2 separate regions of the Homo sapiens genome follow, and region 1 is linked to region 2. A link is an interaction called in ENCODE POLR2A ChIA-PET data of the cell type or tissue named here. Cell type or tissue: OCI-LY7. All regions are shown on one strand. Links, peaks and the distances in the headings refer to the core of each region. The heading gives the core; the rest is flanking DNA. Region 1 has its middle 86 kb from the start of ZNF827. Region 2 overlaps SMAD1 (SMAD family member 1).

Evidence for each region. ChIA-PET counts read pairs that join two places held together with the same protein. Peaks named below come from ENCODE experiments on the same cell type or tissue, not always from the same donor. Only the 100,000 strongest peaks of a DNase experiment are listed, where the experiment ranks them.
Region 1: POLR2A ChIA-PET joins it to region 2 with 6 read pairs; 1 of 35 experiments calls an interaction of 5 or more read pairs at or near these places.

Annotation. Positions count from the first base shown.
Region 1 is chr4:146,018,526-146,030,244 of GRCh38, reverse strand. No RefSeq gene overlaps it. Among named protein-coding and RNA genes, the nearest start is that of ZNF827, 86 kb to the right of the region's middle. RefSeq lists an enhancer at 1-18. In OCI-LY7, for the core only: a CTCF peak has its summit at 4,541; a DNase peak (open chromatin) is centred at 6,484.
Region 2 is chr4:145,518,523-145,530,241 of GRCh38, reverse strand. The region is part of intron 2 of SMAD1 (SMAD family member 1); the gene reads right to left. Among named protein-coding and RNA genes, the nearest start is that of SMAD1-AS1, 7.2 kb to the right of the region's middle. In OCI-LY7, for the core only: CTCF peaks have their summits at 6,176 and 6,376; DNase peaks (open chromatin) are centred at 4,691, 5,501, 6,441, 6,946 and 1 weaker place; H3K4me3 peaks cover 2,982 bases; H3K27ac peaks cover 4,478 bases.

The DNA.
Region 1 (11,719 bases), core at 3,685-8,684, 500 kb before region 2:
GAAAAAAGCAAAGAGAAATTGACCTTTGCCCTGCTGGGCTCCTTGACGACCAAATCTAATGGCTCAGGGCTGGAGCAGCTAGAACCGGGTGTCTGTGTTTTCAAGCAGCGCATTTAACTTCACGGGGTTTCCCCAGGCTGTCTCTGCAGCAACCCCCACGAGGGCTTCTTTTCACAGCAATTATGAAAGTGATGGTGGGAGGAAGTACTGCTCACTTATTTAGGTTAAAAAGCCACCCAAATAAATGCATTAACCCAGTAGTAAGATTAAATTCCTAGCCCCAAAGGGAAATTTTCAGGAGGTGTCCTTTACCATGTGTAAATTGGAAACAATTTCCTCTCTTGGGCAAGATAACTGCTGTGGGAGGTGGAAATAAATGTAGTGTTTTGTGAAAACTTGGGTTTCTCTGATGAGTTCTGTGAAACACTAACATCTAACAGGAGTTGTTCAAACAGTACATCCTATAACATCTTTTTTTTTTTCCTGTGACCTCAGATCTTAACTTTGGCTTTGCTCTTAAATGACTGTAGGATGGGAATGAGACAGCAGGTTCTTGACAGCTATAGGGAAATGTGTCCCTAAAGAACTTGGTATCAGGAAGGAAAATGAGGTTGTCCTCCAAGAGCTAAACAACAAAATCAATACATATTGTATGGAGCAGAGATGTGCAAAGTCGTCATGTTGAACCTAGTAATCTGATTGAGGAAAATAAAACAACTAAAGGAATAATAGTCAATTTAAGGTACGGTTCGACACCATGAAAGAAGAAAAAGGAGAAGTAAAAGCAGGTATTCCATACATACATTGAGAGTTTGCTAAGCACTGTGCTAAGAGCATGAACAAATTCTGCTCCTGCCTTTATGGGGTTCCAGAGCAAGCTGATGAGTCAATCTAAGAACAGCTCAGGGAAAAAAAATTGCATCTTGGTCAAAGATACCCATCTCCTGGCCAAGAGCAGTGCTTGCCCTTTTGTAGACATTGTTATTCTTCTTCCCATATTTCCACCTCAGGCTCCAGATGAGAGAACTTCCCCCCATCCAACTTGCAGACCATTTTAGGGAACATGTGAACTGACGCATGCTGTCTCTCTGTCCCTCCTTTCATTCTTCTCTCACCAGGGTAAGAGTAGCTAATCTGACTCAAGACAGCATACCAACCACTTGGCTTTACATATCAGAAGGTGGGGTGATGGAGTCGGGGCATTGCTTGTGCACACTCTTTCACCTTCTTTGATTGGCCTGCCCAGTCTCGGGGCCCTCGTACCTCAGCTCCTCAGCAGGCTTCCTTTTGCTTTCCTTCTGCTCCAGTTTCTCATAGTGCATGCAGGCAAGCAAGTCACGTTGGCTCTGCCCTATCTTCAGTCTGGATGAGATATCAAAGGCCAGCATTTTAGCTCAAGCCCAAGTGGAAGTCTCTAGCTCTGAGCACTGGAGCTTTGGGGGCAGAGCCTATCACTCTTATGTCAAAAAGTTCCCTGGGTCTGTTCTTCTCACTGAGAAACTACTGAGGTAAAAGGTAAAGGTTGGTAACCTCACTTCAAGCCATTCTTACCTGATAAAATTAAACCTGTATAGTCACCTACCATCCCCTTTTTAAAATCAACATTCACCAAGCAAACTTTTAATTGCGTTATGAGTTCCCATGGGCTGGTCAGGCTGTGTCACATTTATTGTCATCATAGGTTAATCAGGAGACATTTTGGTTGTCCACACCTCCACTGGATAACATGACCCATATCTGAGATACCAACTCTCAGCTTGTTGACAAACGTGGGTGTCTGAACCTGCAGAGCTAAAGACACGGTTAAAGTCACCAAGTTAATGGAATCCTATGAGTCTTGTGCATGAACAACCAGCTAGTCTTTCCCTTTAATTCCTCAAAACCAATAGCTGCTCTTCTTTGATATGTAAAACTTCCACAAGAACAATCTTGTAAGGTCTTTGAGAGGATTAAAAATAATGCAGGAGAGCACCTAATAGGGTGCCTGACACCCAGTAGACAATAACCATGAAAATTCCTGCTGTTGGTGTTATTTATTGGTACTTTGGAGATAAATATATATGTGTGTGTGTGTGTGTTTGTGTGTGAAATTACTCTTAAAAGGAGTAATAAATAATTACTGTCTATAAGAAGTAGAAGAAATTCTTTCCCAATGTATCTAAAGACAGTGAGGTAGCAGTTAGGCCACAATATTTCTAAAGGCGTAACATTCCCTACCCTTTTATAACTCTTGCAATTACTTGGTCTGAATGGCTCTGTCCAGCCCAACTCCCTAGCTGACCATTCATCTTCCAAATTATACCCAGGTGTCATCTGCTTTAAAGTGCCATGCATTCATGATTTGCCTCAATATCTAATTCTAGCCCTGTGAAGTATGGTTTTAAATCCTGCATGTGAAGGTGTTCATGGTCTGTATGGGTGCACAAGATCAGGGAACCCTCCCAGCTACCTTTTCATTAACTCCTCAGAGGCATTCATTAATGCTCCCAGCAGCAGGGCCTTTAAGTCCTTATGATAAATAACCACAGTAAGAAGTGTACACGCAGTGCACACACATGTGCATATGCATGCACATACACACACATATACACCTATAGAACTGAAACAAAAACCTTACAAAACAATACTTACCCTTAAAATGTAGATTAATTCAAAAGTCTATTTTTTAAATACTAAGACCCACTAAATTGATTTCAAAACCTATTAAAGGCTGAAGCCTGGCTATTTGAAAGGACACTGTAATGAGGACTCTAAACAGAGATCACAAGACCTTGTGTTGTGGACTGAGTCTAGTTTGTGACCATATTTTCATCTTGCAAGTCCTGAGAGTGCTGTATATCTATTGTGATATTTTGCTGTTATTATTGTTGTTTTTGATGTTGTGGCTGACAGATGATTATGAGACGTGGGTTAACTATTGTTTCACATTAGAAACTTATAAAAGTTGGTTTTTAGGAAAAGTATTTTTATTACCCACAACAAAGACTTCTGAGAAACTGGGTATTTTGAGCCTGTCCATAATATGGAGGGAGGAGGAGGAGGAGTGATGATGATGATGATGCTGATGATGGTGATGATTATGCTTTTAGTGTATGAAAGAATCATTGTAAAAGTACAGATACTGCCCACACACCTGGCACCAGATTCAGACCCATGGGAGAGGAGGGATGACACTCTTGCCCACCCAACACTCATTCTCCACAGGTCCACTGACTTGTCACATGGCAGAACGGAGAGCTACCTCAGGCTTCGGGAGGCAGACCCAGGTTATAAACCTGATGACACCATTTCCTATCCCTGCAACCTCAAGCACAGTATCTAATCTCTCTGAGCTTTGGTTCCCTCATCTGTGAAATGGACATAATACCAAATCCATGGACTGTTTGAGAGGATCGAGTGAGATTGCACCATCTGGACATTCATAGATTCATTGTGAGGATCACCTGCCACAGACAATGCAGTGCATTCTCTCCTAAATTCCTTTCAATATTTTGAAGTTTTAACATATGGGTCAGAAACTCAACGGCACTATGAAAGAGAATGAATCTCTATCATATTCCCCTTTTGATCTCAGGAGCTTGGCATTGGATTTATCATAGTCCTTGATTCATGGCACATCCCCATCATTGGTTCATTTATAACCTGCTTTTGCCTATTTGTTTAATTGTTTTTAATAATATCATAAGCACCTAGGTACCCACCACTTCTAACCAAAGGTAAGACCTTGATGATAGCCATTATCATGATGAGTCATGTGATTCCCACACTCTTTTCTTTCTACCCACCTACCTTATCCCCTTGCCTCTCTACTCCCAAAGTAGCCTTCATGTCTTCTCTTTAATTCTTGCAGACTCTATAAAACCTGCTGCCTTGGATGGAGTCCAGTTCAGACCCACACTGAGCTAAACTTTGGCTACATCCTAGGTCACTCCATTAACTATTTAGCCTGGTTCTTTTTTCCTTGGCAGACACATGGGTGGAGGTAGCAAGTATGTTGTGGGGAACAGGGTACTCTAAATGCCCTTACAACCTGAGTTTTTTTAAATCATGCCTTTTCTTCTTGTAGGGCAGCAGGATGGTCTTACTTTTCTTATTTCTCTGGCTGTGTGTTCATTCTATGCCAACCTCAGGAAAACAACATATGGGAGGTGGTGAGGGGAAGAATTCAGCACATGGTATCTTGGTTTAGTTCTCAGAAGCTCAGTAGAAGCTATTCCAAGGAACACTGTCCTTGGCTGAAGTAGGCTCTGTATGTCTACACTGTACTACCAGCTTCTAAAGCCATCATTTCAGCTGAGTGAACTAAGATAGTCAAAAGCTGGCATGGAAACACTTTGTGATGTGATCCTTTTGCTTAAAGGGACAGGAAACCCCTCAGCAGAGATTGCAGAACATTTTATCACCACAAGAGTAAAAACAGAACACCTCTGCTTCTTCACTCTTCTCTTCTCTCGTCCCACTTCTGTTGCTCCTGGGGTTGAAGAATGATTACATAATATCTCTTCTTGGACAGCTAGCTCTTAATTATCCACATTGTGGCATTTTTTGTAATCCTAAATTAAGTTTCTCTGTTACCCTGTACATTACCACAGCACCATCTCCTTTTCTGACCTAGATAGCATATTCTCAAAAACCAGGTGAATACAAACTCTTTATAAAATTAGCTAAGTCAAGTGTGCAAACATACACATTTCAAAGTTGTTCATAAATTTAGGATTATCAGAGCCACCACTCTCCTCTCTCAAGATACTAATAAAATTTTTATTTGAAGACTATTAAACTGTTCCTTAGCTTTTTCTTTTCTAAGATAAATCATCATGGTTTTTTTTATCTGTAGCAAGAATAAGAACCGCTCCACCTCCATTCCACCTCTAGCCCACAGATTACAGGTTCCAATAAACCCTGCTGAAGAACCTGCATTAGTAGACGAAAAATGAATTTCAAAACTTCTGCCAAGAGCTGGGCATAGTGGCTCATGCATATAATCCCAGCATTTTGGGAGGCCGAGGCGGGAGGATTGCTTGAGGCCAGAAGTTTGAGACCAGTCTTAGCAATGTAGTGATACCCCATATAGACAAAAAATGTTAAAAATTAACTGGATGCAGTGGCATGTGCCTATAGTCCTAGCTACTTGGGAGGCTGAGGTTGGATGATCACTTAAGCCCAGGAGGTCAAGGTTACATTGAGCTATAATTGTGCCACTACACTCCAGCCTGGGCAACAGAGCAAGACTGTCTCAAAACAAACAAACAAATAAACGAAAACCTTGTGCCAAGTGTCATCAGAGTTAGATGACACTTTTGTTTAACAAGATACCATTGAGATTCAAAAGTAAGTCCAGACCTGATTTGGAAAGACCTTGAGAATTAAATTTGTCAATATATTTACATAATGAAGTGAGGAAATACAGATAGTGTGTTCTAAAATGAAGGAGAAGAAAAGGAGGTTTCTGGGGGGAGAGAGAAAGAATGGGAAAGAGAGAGAAATTGAGAGAGAAAATGGCAGCAGGCCAGGCCCTGCAGAGAAAGACAACCAATATGAGATACTCCATGGTACAAATCACTGAAGAATTTCAGATGGTGATGTCTAATATGGAACTTCATTTTAAGTTGTACTCTGTTCTCAGCTATGCTAAAATCTCCATGCATCACTCTGAAACTCTTACTGAGCGTGACAGGCTTACACTTAAGTGACTATACCCAATACCCTATGGTAGTGGTGCTCTGGGGAATGAGGGGGAAAGGAGAGTGGGCACATTAGGGATAGAGCAGGATAGGAAGAGTGCTGCAGCCAGAGGATAGTATGGCTATGGGGACAGGCGGCAGGGGAAAGACAACAATCAGTGTCTGTCACAGAGGGGAGACTATGTCTTCCCTTCACTCAACAATCATTTTTTGAGTATTGAGTATGGACCTGGAATGATGCTAAATATTCAGGAGAAACAAGACATTGGCCCTGCACTTCCAAGCTCAATACCTAGCAGATAAATGAGAAAGCAATTAATATAGCTCTGGGGGATACGTACAATAAAATAATTTGCAAATACACATGATACATTAATAACCTGGAGGCGTGGAGGGAAGATCCCAGATGAGGTGATCATTTGGTCATGTTTCATTCAATTAAGAATGCTTTGAGGAGAAGGTGCAGAGCAAGATGACAAAATAGAAGCCTCCACCAATATCTCCCCTCCCCCAAGGACAACAATTTAACAACTATCTACACACAAAAAACACCTTCATAAGAACCAACAATCAGGTGAGCATTCACAGTACCTGGTTTTAACTTCATATCACTGAATGAGGTAGTGAGGCGAATAGGAGACAGTCTTGAATTGCTGACACCTCTCCTCCCCCAGCCCCAGCAGTGGCCATGTGGTGTGGAGAGGAAATCTGTGTGCTTGGGAGAAGGAGAGCACAGCAATTGTGAGACATTGCATTGAACACAGTAGTGCTCTGTCACAACAGAAAGCAAAACTGAGCTGAACTCCTCTGACACCTGCCCACAGAGGAAGTATTTAAACCAGTCCTAAGCAGAGGAGCATCGCCCATCCCAGTGGTCAGAACTTGAGTTCCAGCAAGGCTTTCCACCGTGAGCTAAAGTGCTCTGGAGTCCTAAATAAACTCAAAAGGCAGTCTGGGCCACAAGGACTGCAACTCATAGGCAAGTCCTAGGGCTGAACTGGGCTCTGAGCCAGTGAACTGAGGGGCATGTGACCTAGGGAGACACCTTTCAGGTGTCTGCACAGCTCACAGCTCCAAAAGAGACCCCTCCCTTCTGTTTGAGGGGAGGAGAACAAAGAATGGAGAGGACTTTGTCTTGCATCTTGATACCAGCTCAGCCACATTAGGATAGAGCACAAGTCAGAGTTATGAGGCCTCCATCCAGGCCTTAGTTTCAGGACATTTCTAGACACACCCTGGGCCAGAAGAGAACCTGCTGCCTTGAAGGGAAGGACCGAGTCCTGGAAGGATTCATCACCTGCTGACTAAAGAACCCTTGGGCCCTGAACAATTAGCAGTAATACCCAGGTAGTATGCCGTAGGCCTTGGGTGAGACTCTGAGACTTGCTGGCTTCAGGTAAGACTCAGTACATTTCCAGCTGTGGTGGCTATGGGCAGAAACTCCTCCTGCTTGAGAAAAGTGAAGGAAAGGTAAAGAGGACTTTGTCTTGCACCTGAAGTACCAGCTTGGCCACAGTAGAGTAGATCACCAAGTGGGTTCTTGGGGTCCCTGATTCTAGGCCTTGGCTTTTGAATAACATATCTGGACCTTCCCTGGACCAGAGGGAGCCCACAGCCCTGAAGAGTCACAGGCCAGGCAGCATTCACCACAAAGTGACTGAAGAACCCTTAGGCCTTAAGGGAGATATTGGCAGTAGCCTGGGGGTACTCCCTTTGGGCCTGTGGTGGTAGCCATGAGGTGAGGCTCCTCTGCCTGTGGAAAGTGGGGGAAGAGTGGGAAGGACTGCATCTTGTGAGTTGAGTGGCAGCTCAGCTATTGTGCAATATAGCACCAGATAGACTTCTAAGGTTTTTGATGTCAGGCCCTGGTTCCTGGATGGCACCTCTGGACCTGCTTGGGGCCTAAGGAAACTCAGCATCCTGAAGGGAAAGACACCAGCCTATCTCCTTTGCCACCTGCTGACTGTACATCATCAGGGCCTTGAGTGGACATAGGTGGCAGCTAGGTAGTAGTTACAGTGAGCCTTGGGCAAAATCAAGTGCTGTGCTGGTTTCAGGTCTGACCTAGTACAGTCCCAGTGGTGGTTGTCATGGGGGTGTTTGTGTCACCCCAGCCCCAGCCCCAGGTGTCTCAGAACAGAGAGAAAGAGTCTCTATTTGTTTGAGTGAAAGGAAGAAAACAAGGGTCTCTGCCTGGTAATCCAGAGTGTTCTTCCCGATCTTATCTAAGACCATCAAGGCAGTACCTTTACAAGTCTGAAAGAAACACAATGTCACTGGGTGTGGGGTGCCCTGTAATGCAGATATGGGTTAGATCAGAACACCTACATTCTTTCAAATAGCTGGAAAACCTTCCCAAGAAAGACAGGAACAAATAAGCTCAGAGTGCAAAGACTACAATTAATACCTAACTTTTCTATGCACAGACATAGATGAACATCCACAAGCATCAAGACCATCCATGGTGAGGTCATGATCTCACCAAATAAACTAAATAAAACACCACACCAAGGACCAATCCTGGAGAAATAGAGATATGTGACCTTTCAGACAGAGAATCCAAATTCGCTGTGTTGAGGAAACTCAAAAGAAATTAAAGATAATACAGAGAAGGAATTCAGAATTCTATCAGATAAATTTAACAAAGAGATTAAGGTAATTAGAAAGAATAAAGCAGAAATTCTGGAGTGGAAAAATGCAATTGACACACTGAAGAATGCCTCAGAGTCTTTTAATAACAGAAACAATCAAGCAGAAGAAAGAATTACTGAGCTTAAAGACGGGCTATTTGAAAATACACAGTCAGAAGAGACAAAAGAAAAAAGAACAAAAAATAATAAGGCAAACCCACAGCATTTAGAAAATAGCATCAAAAAGGAAAATCTAAGAGTTATTTGCCTTAAAGAAGAGGTAGAGAAAGAGACAGGGGTATACATTTTATTCAAAGGGATAAGAACAGAGAAAGTCCCAAACCTAGAGAAAGACATCAATGTCCAAGAACAAGAAGGTTATAGGACACTCACTAGATTTAACCCAAAGAAGATGACCACAAAGCATTTAATAATGAAACTTCCAATTGTCAAGGTTAAAGAAAGGATCCTAAAAGCAGCAAAAGGAAAGAAACAAATAACATACAATAAAGCTCCAATATATCTGGCAGCAGACTTTTCAATGAAAACCTTACAGGCCAGGAGAGAGTGGCATGACATATTTATAGTTCTGAAGGAAAAACATTTTACCCTAGAATGGTATATCTGGCCAAAAAAAAACAAAAAAACAAAAAACAAAAAAACAATAAAACAACAACAAAAAAAAACCCTTCAAACATGAGGGAAATAAAGATGTCCCTAGACAAACAAAGGCTGAGGGATTTCATCATTATAGGACCTGTCCTATAAGAAATGCTAAAGGAAATACTTCACTGAGAAAGAAAAGGACATAATGAATAATGAGTGCAAAACTCACTGGTAATAGTAAGTACACTGAAAACACACAGACAATTATAACACTGCGTGTTTATAACTGTGGTGTGTAAATTACTCTTATCTAAGTAGAAAGACAAAACAATGAATCAATCAAATATAATAGCCACAACTTTTCAAGATGTAGACAATACAATAAGATATAAATAGAAACAATAAAAAGTTAAAAAGCAGGGAGACAAAGTTAAAGCATAGAGTTTTTATTAGTTTTCTTTTTCCTTGTTTGTTTATGTAAACAGTGTTAAGTTTTTGTCAGCTTAAAATAATGGGTTATAAGACAGTATTTACAAGCCTTGTAGTAAGCTCAAATAAAATAATACAATAAATACACAAAAAATGAAAAGCAAAAAATTAAATTATACCATCATAGAAAATCACCTTCCCTAAAAGAAAGACAGAATGGAAGGAAAGAAGGAGAAGACCACAAAACAACCAGAAAATAAACAACAAAATGGCTAGAGTAAGCCCTTACTTATTGATAATAACATTGACTATAAACGAATTAAACTCTCTAATCAAAAGACATAGAGTGGTTGAAAAGATTTTAAAAACAAGGTCCAATGATCTGTTATCTACAAAAAACAGACTTCACCTGTAAGACACATGTAGACTGAAAATAAAGGTATAGAAAAAGGTATTCCATTCCGAAGAAAACCACAAAAATGCAGGACCAGCTATACTTACATCAGAAAAAATAGATTTCAAGACAAAAACTATAAGAAGAGACAAAGAAGGTTATTATATAATAATAAAGAGGTCAATTCAGCAAGGGGATATAAGGATTGTAAATATATATGCACCCAATACTGGAGCATCCAGATATATAAAGCAAATATTATTAGAACTAAAGAGAGAGAGACTCCCATACAATAATAGCTGGAGACTTCAATACCCCACTTTCAGTATTGGACAGATCTTCCAGACAGAAAATCAACAAAGAAACTTCAAACTTTATCTGCACTATAGACCAAATGGGCCTAATAGATATTTACAGAACATTTTATGCAACAGCTGCAGAATACACATTCTTCTCCTCAACACATGGATCATTGTCAAGGATATATCATATGTTAGGTCACAAAACAAGTCTTAAAACATTCAAAAACTTTGAAATCATATCAAGCATCTTCTCTGACTGCAATGGAATAAAACTAGAAATCAATAACATGAGGAATTCTGGAAACTATACAAGCTATGGAAATTAAATATGTTTCTGAATGACCAATGGGTCAATAAGACAAATTTTTAAAGGAAATTGAAAAATTTCTTGAAACAGATGATAATGGAAACACAACATACCAAAACTTATGGGATACAGCTAAAGCAGTACTAAGGGAGGAGTTTATAGCTATAAGTGCCTACATCAGAAAAGAAGAAAAAAGTCAAATAAATAACCTAATGATGCGTCTTAAAAAACTAGGAAAGCAAATGCAAACCAAACCTAAAGTGAGTAGAAGAAAAGAATTGAAACACAGAAAACAATACAAAAGATCAACAAAACAAAAAGTTGGTTTTTTGAAAAGGTAAACTAAAGTGGCAAATGTTTAGTCAGACTAAGAAGAGAGAAGACTATATGAAAACTATGAAATGTGGATGAAAGAAATTAAAGAGGACACAAATAATGGAACAATATTCCATGTTTATAAATTGGAAGAGACAATATTGTTAAAATGTCCATACTATCCAAAGCAATCTACAGATTTAATGCAACCCTATGAAAATACCAATGACATTTTTCGCAGAAATAGAAAATATAATCCTAAAATGTATGTGGAACCACAAAAGACCCAGAATAGCCAAAGCCATATGAAGCAAAAAGAACAAAATGGAAGGAATCACATTAACTGACTTTAAATCATAGTACAGAGGTATAGTAACCGAAACAGCAGGGTACTGGCATAAAAACAGACACGTAGATCAGTGGAACAGAATTAAGAACCCAGAGATAAATCTATATAACTACAGTGAACTCACTAGACAAAGATGCCAAGAACATACTTTGAGGAAAGGACAGTCTCTTCAATAAATGGTGCTGTAAAAACTGAATATTCATATGCAAAAGAATGAAACTAGACTTAATCTCTTGCCATATCAAATAAAAATGAATTAAAGACTTAAATCTAAAACCTCCAATTATGAAACTATTAAGAAAACATTGGGGAAACTCTCCAGGACAGTGGAGTGGGCCAAGATTTCTTAAGGAATACCCCCACAAGCACAGACAACCAAAGCAAAAATGGACAAATGGAATCACATCAAGTTAAAAAACTTCTGCACAGCAAAGGAAACAATCAACAAAGTAAAGAGACAACCCACAGAATGGGAGAAAATATTTGCAAACTACCCATTTGACAAGGGATTAATAACCAGAATAGATAAGGAGCTCAAACAACTCTATGGGAAAAATTCCAATAATCTGATTTTAAAACAGGCAAAAAATCTAAATAGACATTTCTCAAAAGAATATATACAAGTGGCAAATAGTTTTCAATGATGTCTCAACATCAATGATCATCAGAGAAATGCAAATCAAAATTACAGTGAGATACCATC
Region 2 (11,719 bases), core at 3,037-8,036:
GTAGAAAAGAATTCCTCCCTATGCCTCAGTGTGCCCTACACAGACTTTCATTGTAGCATCTGCAACATTTTATTGCTAAGTTGACTTTACTTCACCTGGACTGTAATGCCTTTGTGGGTAGAACTGATTTTCTTTCTTTTGAAAGGAAATAGGTGCCAGTGTCTGGCACCTAATAGGTCCAGAATGAATGTTTTTTCAATATGTTTGTAAATTGTATTGCTATTCCTGACCTGTCTACTATAAGTGGGTTCATATAAACCAGTCTTTCTCAAAGTTCAGCCCTCAGACTCTTTGCACCTGAATTAGATACTTATTTAAAAAGGCAGATTCTTATACCTCATCCCAGATATAACAAGTCAAAACCTTCAGCAATTCTGGGTGAATACAGCCTAGGTACAGGAAGACAAATGGTTACTACATGCACTGGCAAGAGAGCTAGGTGTCTGGCCCTATCTATGTCTCTAAGTAGCTGTGGAACTTGAACTTCAATTTTTCTCATCTTAAGTCAAATTTCTAGAGATCATCCCTTTCACTTACAAAAAACTCTACACAGTATTGGTCCTGATTCTTTGACAGTATACAGATATAAATCCAAATGACATGGAAAAGGCTGGCATGGCCTTATAGTAAGCTTACAGAAAATTTACAGGGCCCAGTTTTTTTGGTCAAGAGGCATGTTGTCATGGAAAAAGCACTGGCTTGGGATCAAGATAGCCCACGGTCTTAGCTGTATGAATTTAGGTGGCATAAATTCCCACCTCAGTTTCCCCAAAGGGATAGCAAGCCCTTAACAGCACTCTGAGAATCAAGAATGGTGGCACACAGCAGTTTGTCAAACCTAGTTCCCTCTCTGTCTTTTCTCTTCCTACTTTCACCCTGGTAGTTTCCTTTCTTTTGCCAAGTATTTATCTGCTTTACTTCCACAGAAGGAAGGTGCTCTGTTATTAGAGACTTCGAGAGTTGTTAGAGGTAGAAAAAAACTTCAGGGTATAACCTAAAAACATCAGGAGAAAAAAAAATACCTTCAAAAGCCACACATGAAGTATAGTAACAGTCAGAAGCAGGTTTTAGTTTCTCAGTTCCAAAATTGGAAATTCTGCTTATTTACTAGCCGATTAACTAGGGCAATTTACTATTTAAACCTCACTTTTAATAATAAAATAGGAATAATAGTACTTCTCAGATTTTCTTTTAATATGGTGCTTATACATGTGTGTACCAAGTGCCACATACCAAGCTGTACCAGATATTAACTCATTGAATCCTCTGAACAACTCTGATCCTAGGTACTACATTACCTCTACTTTATAAAAGTGGAAAATGAGATATAGAGAATGAGATAGAGAATGTATCACCAATAACCAGGGAAGACAGGATTCAAACCTAGGCAGCCTGGCACTGCAGTCCAAGTTCTTAGCCACCGTGCTATGGTGTCTCTCAACGTTGCACAAGTTAGTTTTAACAAAGTTCCATAAGCACACAGTAAGAGGTAGTCATTACACAAAGAGCAGTTAGCCTATGGTGTCTATTCATCTATTGCACGATTGATATGTAAATGATTAACCTAGGTGTCACCCAGGCATCTTTAATTTGTAACTGCAGCTGAATTAATTATATTCAGCTCATTCTGAGTTTATATTTGATGCAATTAAATATATTCCACGAAAATGAGATACTTGGTATCTAATAAAGAACATTATGGTCAGGCGCGGTAGCTCACGCCTGTAATCCTGGCACTCCGGGAGGCCAAGGTGGGTGAATCACTTGAGGTCAGGAGTTCGAGACCAGCCTGGGCAACATAGTGAAACCCCCCGTCTCTACTAAAAAATACAAAAGTTAGGCCGGGTGCAGTGGCTTACGCCTGTAATCCCAGCACTTTGGGAGGCTGAGGAGGGCAAATCACAAGATTAGGAGTTCGAGACCAGCCTGGCCAACATAGTGAATCCCTGACTCTATTAAAAATACAAAAATTTAGCTGGGTGTAGTGGCGGGCGCCTGTAATCCCAGCTACTCAAGAGGCTGAGGCAGGAGAATCACTTAAACCCAGGAGGTGGAGGTTGCAGTGGGCCAAGATCGTGCCACTGCACTCCAGCCCTGGTGACAGAGTGAGACTCAATTTCAAAAAAAAAAAAAATATATGTGTGTGTATGTGTGTGTGTGTGTGTGTGTGTGTGTGTGTGTACAAACAAAAAAATTAGCCGAGAGTGGTAGTGCATGCCTGTAGTCCCAGACACTCGGGAGGCTGAGGCAGGAGAATAACTTGAACCCAGGGCCGGGGCCGGGGCGGGGAGCGGTGGAAGTTGCAGTGAGCCAAGGTTGCGCCACTGCACTACAGCCAGGGTGACAGGGTGGGATTCTGTCTCGAAAAAAAAAAAAAATTACTGATCAATGGGAAATAAACAGAAGCCTCCATAAACACTTCAAGGGCAGATGTGGACTCGCAATCCAAAACTCATGCAGCTGGTGCACATATGATCACATTCTCTACTACCAAAAACTCTGGATGCCCCTCCTTTTTGTTGAGAGAAAACTGATTAAAGACTTCTTTTGGGAAGCAGTATAGCACAGTGGTTAGCAGCATGGATTTTGCAGTTAGGCTTTAATTTGAATCCTGGCTTTCCAGATACAAGTTGTGTGAAAAATTTACTCAAATTCTACATATCAGTAGCCACATTGGTACCATCTTCCGGCAGTCGTTGTTAGAATTAAATGAGAATAGGGCCGGGCGCGGTGGCTCACGCCTGTAATCCCAGCACTTTGGGAGGCCGAGGCGGGCGGATCACGAGGTCAGGAGATCGAGACCATCCCGGCTAAAACGGTGAAACCCCGTCTCTACTAAAAATACAAAAAATTGGCTGGGCGTAGTGGCGGGCGCCTGTAGTCCCAGCTACTTGGGAGGCTGAGGCAGGAGAATGGCGTGAACCCGGGAGGCGGAGCTCGCAGTGAGCCGAGATCCCGCCACTGCACTCCAGCCTGGGCGACAGAGCAAGACTCCGTCTCAAAAAAAAAAAAAAGAATTAAATGAGAATAGATGGTAAGTGATAAGCACAGTGTCCAGCACACAGAAAGCATAAAAAGTCACTATTTTAACTTTATTAATATTTTATTCTAATAATATCATTCCTTTTCTGAATATCTGTTTAATGAAAAGTTGCTTACATTACAAATTTTGTTTCTATTCTAAGAAAGATACACAGAAGTGATGTTCCTTGTATCACTATTTCAGTCATATTGTTTCAAGAATGCATTAGTACATAAAGCCTTTTCACATGCATTAACTTTATCCTCAACCTGAAAAGTAGATGTAACCACTCCCCCATTTTATGGGTTAGCAAACACAAGCTCAAAGAGGACAAATGACTAACCCAAGGTCAAAGTTATCAAGTGCCAAAATTCAATCCAGCCCTTCTAACCCTAGATTCTTCCCATCATATTTTAACTACTAAAGAGAAATAAATATCTCCTTTAAATGGCCTTATTGTCCAGAATATCCTAAAGAACTCCACATTTACTGGTTGGCAATGGCATTCTACTGTGAGCAAGAGCCTTTTCCTTCTCCCCCATTCATCTTCAGCATGGATTCCTGTTTTTCTCCCAGTGGTTTATAATTCACTTCTGTCCTTAATTATTCCGTTGATCAAATTGTCTCAGATTTGTCACAAGCTGGCCTCTGGGTCCTTGTGACATGCTCCCATCAGTTTTCTCTTAAATAACATTTTAAGATTAGCTATTATTTTTCCTATTTAAAAGCTGTAAGTTATATGTGAATAGACATTTATCCACAACTTTTCTCCCAAGTTGATCATCTTACTTAAATATCTGTCAAGCACACCACCATACCCTGGGTAAACTTTTCAGGTGCTCAAAGAAAGGTATTGTCACACACAAAAAATACTGCAAAATCTGCTACAAAGCTAGCTAGCTAGAACTGATAGGGAAACTACAGGGAAACAAAGGCAAAAACATATAAGGCAATTTCACTCTGTTATTTATATGTTTATTTTTAGTTTACAATAAGCTGTCCAAATGCTCCTTATAAAATCACTCTTCTTTTACTTTATTCTCACTGAACATCCCAGACAGGCCACTGGGCAATTAGTCAAGTGAAGGTGATGTGCGACCACATAAGCCAGACCACGCCAGGCCACAATTTAGATAAAAAAATGTCTTTTCTCATGCGAAAGAATAAAGAACTAAGAAAAGCAGCATCTCTTGGAGAGCTGTTTTAGAACCAGGGTAGTGATATAGCAGAATATAAACCTGATCTTCCATTTTTAAAACCTGCTAAGATTCCAGAGCATGAACATTACAATTTAGAGAACTGGAGGAAAATTGCCAAACACTCCTTTGTTGACCTAAATCTTGATTTAAGCCACAGAATGTGTTTCCAACACCCTAGATCTTTTATCAAGGAAATTACACTTACCTCTAGTTACATAGTTTTATGTGGAGCAGACCTGCAATTGAGTATTATGGTCAGGCTTCAGTGCTAGAGAAATCCTGTTGAGGACTGAGGGCAATGATAATTAGAAAAGTGGAGTGGGTAAGCAGCAAGTGATTATCTCTCCATCTCCCATACACCAGGAGGCCTGGCCCAGCTCAGCCCAGCTCAGCCCAACCCACCCCAGCCCAAACCCAGAGGAAACGAGTCTGCATGCAGACATTCAAACTAGATTCAGCACCAGTATCAAACAACTACACCAATCCCCAGCCAAACTGGCAAATTAACAAAATGTGGGGGTTTTAGCTCTACTATTCTGCAAGCCCTCTTAGATTTTTACCACAGTGCTCATGGTATCCACCCTACAGCTGCTCCAAATCCTCCAGCTCTGCTTCTTCAAAAACAAATAAACCCTTGTTGCTTCCCCATCTCCTCCCCAAACAAATCTCATTTTTCCAAATATCAGGGCAGAGGTTTGATGATCTGGCTAATTCATGCTTATTAGTCATGATGCTTAGTCTTTCCGGAGAACATTTTCATTTTAAGGGGAAAATGGCAAGGGGATAGAACATATATTTGAGAGAAAGCAATCTCTGGTCTGTTCTCTGGCCTTTTGATATCTAGCACCAAAGAGGCTGAAAGTAAAACCAAATTAATCAGCCTGAGATCATTACATAAGCCGACCATCCTCTTCTATTTCTCTCCTTTTTCCAAGTATCCAGCAAGGCCACCGGGCACTCCCACATGGGGCAAATCACCTGTGACTCCTCCTAAACTCAACCACATATAAAACTTACTCAAACCTCCAAGAAATCATTGTTTCAGGATGATCCACATGTGGGAATAATAAGCCAAAAAGCACAATTCAGAAGGTCTTAATTATTATTTCACCCTAAGCTAGTCTTGGAAACATTGGCCTGGTTTTTTTCTTTTAATTTAAAATATTATGACAAATGTTTTTCTATGGTTTTCAAAACTGCTGTTTTTCTTCAGTCACTTTTTTTTTTTTTCGTTTTCTTTTTAACAGCTGCTGGCTGGCTGGTGTTCTTTCTGCTCTATGAACCAGCAATGGAGGGTGGAAGACAGCTGCACTTTAAATGAATCTGAAAGATCTGAAAATATCTTCTCTTGCCCACCTAATACTGCAGAAATAGAATAAGAAGAAAAATAATAAAGCAGAAGACAAACGTCAGGAAAGCAAAAGTATGAGAAAGGTACTTTGTATGATCTATAGACTACTGTCTTAAAATTTCAAATTAAAGTAGATTTGGCAATAGAAAAATTCTGCCCAGAAACAAATCACATTGTAGTTGTCTAGATGTCTGCTTCCATCGATGTATAACAACTTATGTACTTTTACAGTTTATGTAAAAGTAACATACAGTAATGGCTGAAACAGTATCTATTCATCAATTAATAACCCAAAACAAATGCCACAAATGCATTTAAGAACAGTTGCTCAGAAAAGAAAAAAAAAATTAAAATAACAAGCTTCACATTTGCCTAGGATTTAACACTGGAATCCACTAAAAGATCTGGGTATAAAATCCTACTCATGACTATATTATTTCATGTTTCTAGTAATATTATAGATGAAAATAATAAAATTATCAACCATAAGCCAATGCCAATGATAAAATCCTGGAAAGCGTTCACTGTCTTATCTCCATGTCCACTAGGCTGTGTGGATAGAAATCTAAGTAGTGACCTTGTGCTTTTTCAAAAAAGAACTTCCAGACTGAGCATGGTAGCTCATGCCTGTAATCCCAGAACTTTGAGAAGCTGAGGTGGGAGGATGCCTTGAAGTCAGGAGTTTGAGGCTGCAGTGAGCTATGACTGCGCCACTGCACTCCAGCCTGAGCAACAGGGCCAGATCTCGTCTCAAAAAAACAAACCAAAACAAAAAGCCAAAAAAGAACTTCCATGTAGACTGAAGAATGAAGCCCTGAGAGGACTGTGGAAGAGCAACTGCAAAAGCCAGAGGGCACCCACCCCACCCTAAGGCACCCCTCCTGCCAGAAGCCTCTGCAACCGCCTCAGTGGCTCTGCCCGGAACCCAACCTTCAAGCGCAAAAGCTGATTTGTATCTCCTAACTCTTAAAACTTTCTTCCTTCATCTCCAAGCTATTAATACATACACCTCTCCCCTACACCAAAACTATTACGAGAAACATGCAAACTAGGATTACAAACATATAATAACGATAGTTATTTTTGTTTATAGTTATACAAATATACATAGTATATTTGTATTATAGTAACTCCTATGGAACACCTTTGTGCTAGTTTTTCTCAGTCTTGATCTTTCATTGTATTTTCCCTGGTCTATTTTATTAGTAATTCTTTTCTATTTTATTGTATGTCCAAAACCTGTAAACTGATTTAAGTCCTTTCTGCACTGAAACATACACATATATCCCATCACCACACAGATTGCAACACCATGTGTTATATGTGTCAGAGTGAGCAAGCTTTTCTGTGGTGACTCCTGGGTGTGTAAGAGTTAGCTGCAGCCTCTATCCAGTGTGTAAGAGTTAGTCGCAGTCTCTGTCCACACCTCTATTCAATTTAGAATACAGTGCTGTAATTACATGCTAACCTTCTGGGGCAGGCACAGTTCCTGAGGAGTTAGTTTATCATGTGCTTTAAATGTCTGAATAAAAAGAAATTTAGACACGCAGGAACACACGGCATAATGCCTTATTTTAATTTTTATAGTTAATATTATTGCTAATTAATCCCAAATATTTAAAAACTTAAAAAAAACTTGAACTAGACTGAAGTTTTTTGTTACCACACACATGTCATATAAAAACACATTCACAGCCAGGCACGGTGGCTCACGCCTGTAATCCCAGCACTTTGGGAGGCTGAGGCGGGCAGATCACAAGGTCAGGAGTTCGAGACCAGCCTGGCCATATGGAGAAACCCCGTCTCTACTAAAAATACAAAAATTAGTTGGGCATGGTGGCGGGTGTCTGTAATCCCAGCTACTGAGGAGGCTGAGGCAGGAGAATTGTTTGAACCCGGGAGGCAGAGGTTGCAGTGAGCTGAGATCATGCCATTGCACTCCAGCCTGGGCGACAGGGCGAGACTCCATCTCAAATTAAAAAAAACAAAAAAACAAAACAAAACAAAACAAAACACATTCACAATGTGGTGAAGCAAGACATTTTTTAAAGATTTCCATTTGTTTTTTTGGAGACAGAGTTTTGCTTTTGTTGCCCAGGCTGAAGTGCAATGACACAATCTTGGCTCACCACAACCTCCACCTCCCAGGTTCAAGCGATTCTCCTGCCTCAGCCTCTGAGAGCTGGGATTACAGGCCGTGCACCACCACGTGGGCTAATTTTGTATTTTTAGTAGAGATGGGGTTTCTCCATGTTGGTCAGGCTGGTCTCGAACTCCCGACCTAAGGTGATCCACCCGCCTTGGCCTCCCACAGTGCTGGGATTACAGGCGTGAGCCACTGCACCCAGACCATTTTTTTGTTTGTTTTTTTGAGACAGAGTCTTGCTCTGTCGCCCTGGCTGGAGTGCAGTGGCGCGATCCCGGCTCACTGCAAGCTCCACCTCCTGGGTTCACCCGTTCTCCTGCCTCAGCCTCCCGAGTAGCTGGGACTACAGGCGCCCGCCACCTCGCCCGGCTAATTTTTTTTTTGTATTTTTAGCAGAGACGGGGTTTCACCGTGTTAGCCAGGATGGTCACCTCGTGATCCGCCCGCCTTGGCCTCCCAAAGTGTTGGGATTACAGGCATGAGCCACCACGCCCAGCCTGTTTTATAAAATATTAATTTTATTACATTTCCTCTCGTCTTTTTAATATTCTGTGTGACAAAATGAAAAGTGCACAAAGAGCACCAGTGTGAGCTGAACTAGCTGCTTTTTTTTTTTTTTTTTTACAGAAAACCATTTGTTAAATCAAGGTAATTGTAGATTCACATGCAGTTTTAAGGATAACAGAGAAATCCTACTTACAGAATCAGAATATTACAGACTATCACAGAATATTACAAAATTATCACAATCAAAATATTGACATTGATACAGTCAAGATACAGAAAATTTCCGTCACCCCAAGGATCTCTCACTTTGCCCTTTTATGGCTACACCCACTCCCCTTCCCCTCTTTCCTCTTCTTGGCCCCTGGTGAGAACTAATCTGTCCTCTATTTCTATAATTTTAAGACTTTCTCTTCAAGGTAAAATTTACCAAGACACGAATTACACAGTGACTGAGGCAGCCAAAGAGTGAAAACATGCATTCAGTCAACAGGTGAAGAGGATTTTACGTGAATTTTAAACAGCTGGCAGCCATCATGCTGAAAATGAAAGCACCTGGAAGCTAATGCCTTAAAGATCAAAACTGAAATCTCAGAATTTCAAGCTCAGATTTAATATGCCCTTTCAAGCTGATTAAGTTCAAAGTGCAGAAGATAATTTTCAAGAACCATGTGAAAAACATTAAAAAAAAAATGGCCAATGGCAGGTAATCTCCATTAAGGCATTTTTAATAGCAGAAGATAGCAACTGAATGGTCTTCTCAATACCACAGTTAGATTGCTTGCTTAACCACTGTCAGCATTTACTCTGGTAAGAAAGAATAAACCCTACATTTAATTCAACCACTAATAAGTAGCCCTGATTCTGAAGGCTAGTAAAAGTCCAAGTAAACAGTCCACCTGTTAAATCATCAGCAGGGACATAGTCTTCAGAAGCTCCACGAACTTTCTCTTTCCTGTAAGTATTCACACATTTGCAGAAAAAGAAATTCCTAACATTTTCTACTTTCCCAAAGATCTATTTTTCAGCAATGGTCAAAGTGGCAAATTTCAACAAAAGGAAGGTTTTTCTCCTTGCACATTTGTCATTGTTAACTATAATAAACACAAGTTGTAGCAAAGTGTTTTCATAAATTTGTTTTTCCCCACTACCATTTTTTTACACTGTTTTATTTATAAGAAAATAAATGGCATAGGTTAAGGAAAAGCAACAATTATTCCCGTCCGTAATATTACTTTTGTCAAAGAGATAGAGATAGTACACTCTAAAGAACAATTCCAAAACTTGCACTGAGCCGAATAACAAAAGCATAGACTTCTCCCCAACTTCCCCGCCCACTTAAAGACAACTTATCCCATCTTGTTAGAGGGCTCATCTTAATGAATATCAGAAGGAAAACTCTGGAAAGAGCAATTTTCTATCTGTATCCAAACATGCAAAATTAAAAATGCTGGAGGATTTAAAAGACTAGCTCATTAGCATCTCTTCTGAATTCAAGACAACTTCATCCAGACAATCGGACTTGATGACTTGCCTGGATACCTTAAACCAGTGGTTCTCAAACTTTTGCAGTATCAGTTTCACTTGGAGAACTTGTTACAACACAGATGTCTGTCCCCATCTCCAGAGTCTGATTCAGTATTGTAGGTCTGTGGAAGGGTTTAAGAATTTGCATTTCTACACATTCATCCACTGAAGAGCACTCAGGTTAACTTCATACCTTGGCTATTGTAAATAATGCCACAGTGAACTTAGTAGTGCAGACATCTCCTTGACACACTGATTTGACCTCCTTTGGACATATACCCAGTTGTGAGACTGCTGGATCATATGGTAGTTCTATTTTTAATTTTTTGAGGAACCTCCATACTGTCTTCCAAAATGGCTGTCCCCTATCTCTACATCCTTGCCAACACTTGATATCTTTCATCTTTTTGATAACAGCCATTCTAACAGGTGAAAGGTATATCTTACTGCAGTTTTTGCATTTCCCTGATGATTACTTATGTTGAACATTTTTTTCAAATTAAATACTATTCAGCCTTAAAAAAGGAAATTGTCACTTGTGACACCTGGCGGACATTATTGTTAAGTGAAATAAGCCAGGCACAGAAAGACGAATACTGCACAATCTCACTACATGTGGAATCTAAAATAGACTCATAAAAGTAGAGTGTAGAATTAGAATGGTGGTTATCAGGGGCTGCAGGGAGGGGTGAACATGGACAGAGGAAATGCTGGTCAAAGGGTACAAACCTTAAGCTAGAAGTAGTAAGTTTTGGTGATCTATTGCACAGCATGGTGACTATAGTTAATAATACATTGTATATTTCAAAATTGCTAAAAAAGTGGGTTTTTTTTTTTTTTTGATACAGAGTCTCTCTCTTACCCAGGCTGGAGTGCAGCGACATGATGATAGCTCACTACAGGTTTGACCTCCTAGGCTCAAGTGATCCTCCTGATTTAGCTTCTGAATAGGTAGGACTATAGGCACATGCCACCATGCCTCGCTAATTAAAAAAAAAAAAAATTAAGACGGGGTCTTGCTATGTTGCTTAGGCTAGGGGTGGATTTTAAATGTACTCACCAAAAAGAAATTAGTATGGTGAAAAAAAAAAAGGTTCAGCTGGGCTCAGTGGCTCACGCCTATAATCCCAGCACTTTGGGAGGCCAAGGCAGGTGGATCAACTGAGGTCAGGACTTCGAGACCAGCGTGGCCAACATGGTAAAACCCCATCTTTACTAAAAATACAAAAATTAGCTGGGCGTGGTGATGCACGTCTGTAATCCTAGCTACTCGGGAGGCTGAGGCAGGAGAATCTCTTGATCCTGGGAGGCAGAGGTTGCAGTGAGCCGAGATCATGCCACTGCACTCCAGCCTGGTCAACAGAGCGAGACTCTACCTCAAAAAAAAAAAAAAAAAAAAAAAAAGCCAACCAAACAAACAAAAAAATGGTTCAGAGAATAGGCAGTAAAAAAAAGAGAAAAAAAGAAAAAGAAAGAAATAAGCAAATACACATGGGAGGTGACAGATATGTTAATTAGCCTCATTTGATCATTCCACAATGTATACATGTACCAAAACATAACACTGTATTCCACAAATATATACAATTATTTGTCAATTTAAAAATAATAATTAGCTTTTCTAACAAGTTCCAAGGTGGTACTGATGCTACTACTCTGTGGACGACACTTTGAAAACCACTACTCTAAACCTAAATATTCTCAATTTTTGAGTTTTTTTCAAGAGTCATTGAGACCTCAGCAGAAGTCACCAAGTTTGGGAGACTTAAATATGTTAAACTGCTAAACTGTTCTTTGAGATACTTCATCAGAAGTAAAATAGTGACAAAGTTCAAAATAATTCAGTGTTGAGCTGTGTATATGTGCAGCTTAGAATTCCAGACCCCCTTTTTCTGATTTCACAAAAACAATACCCAGGTGTACTCTGTACGGCTTTATAGAGGGCTTCAATTCTGGCAGTGTGAGGGGCT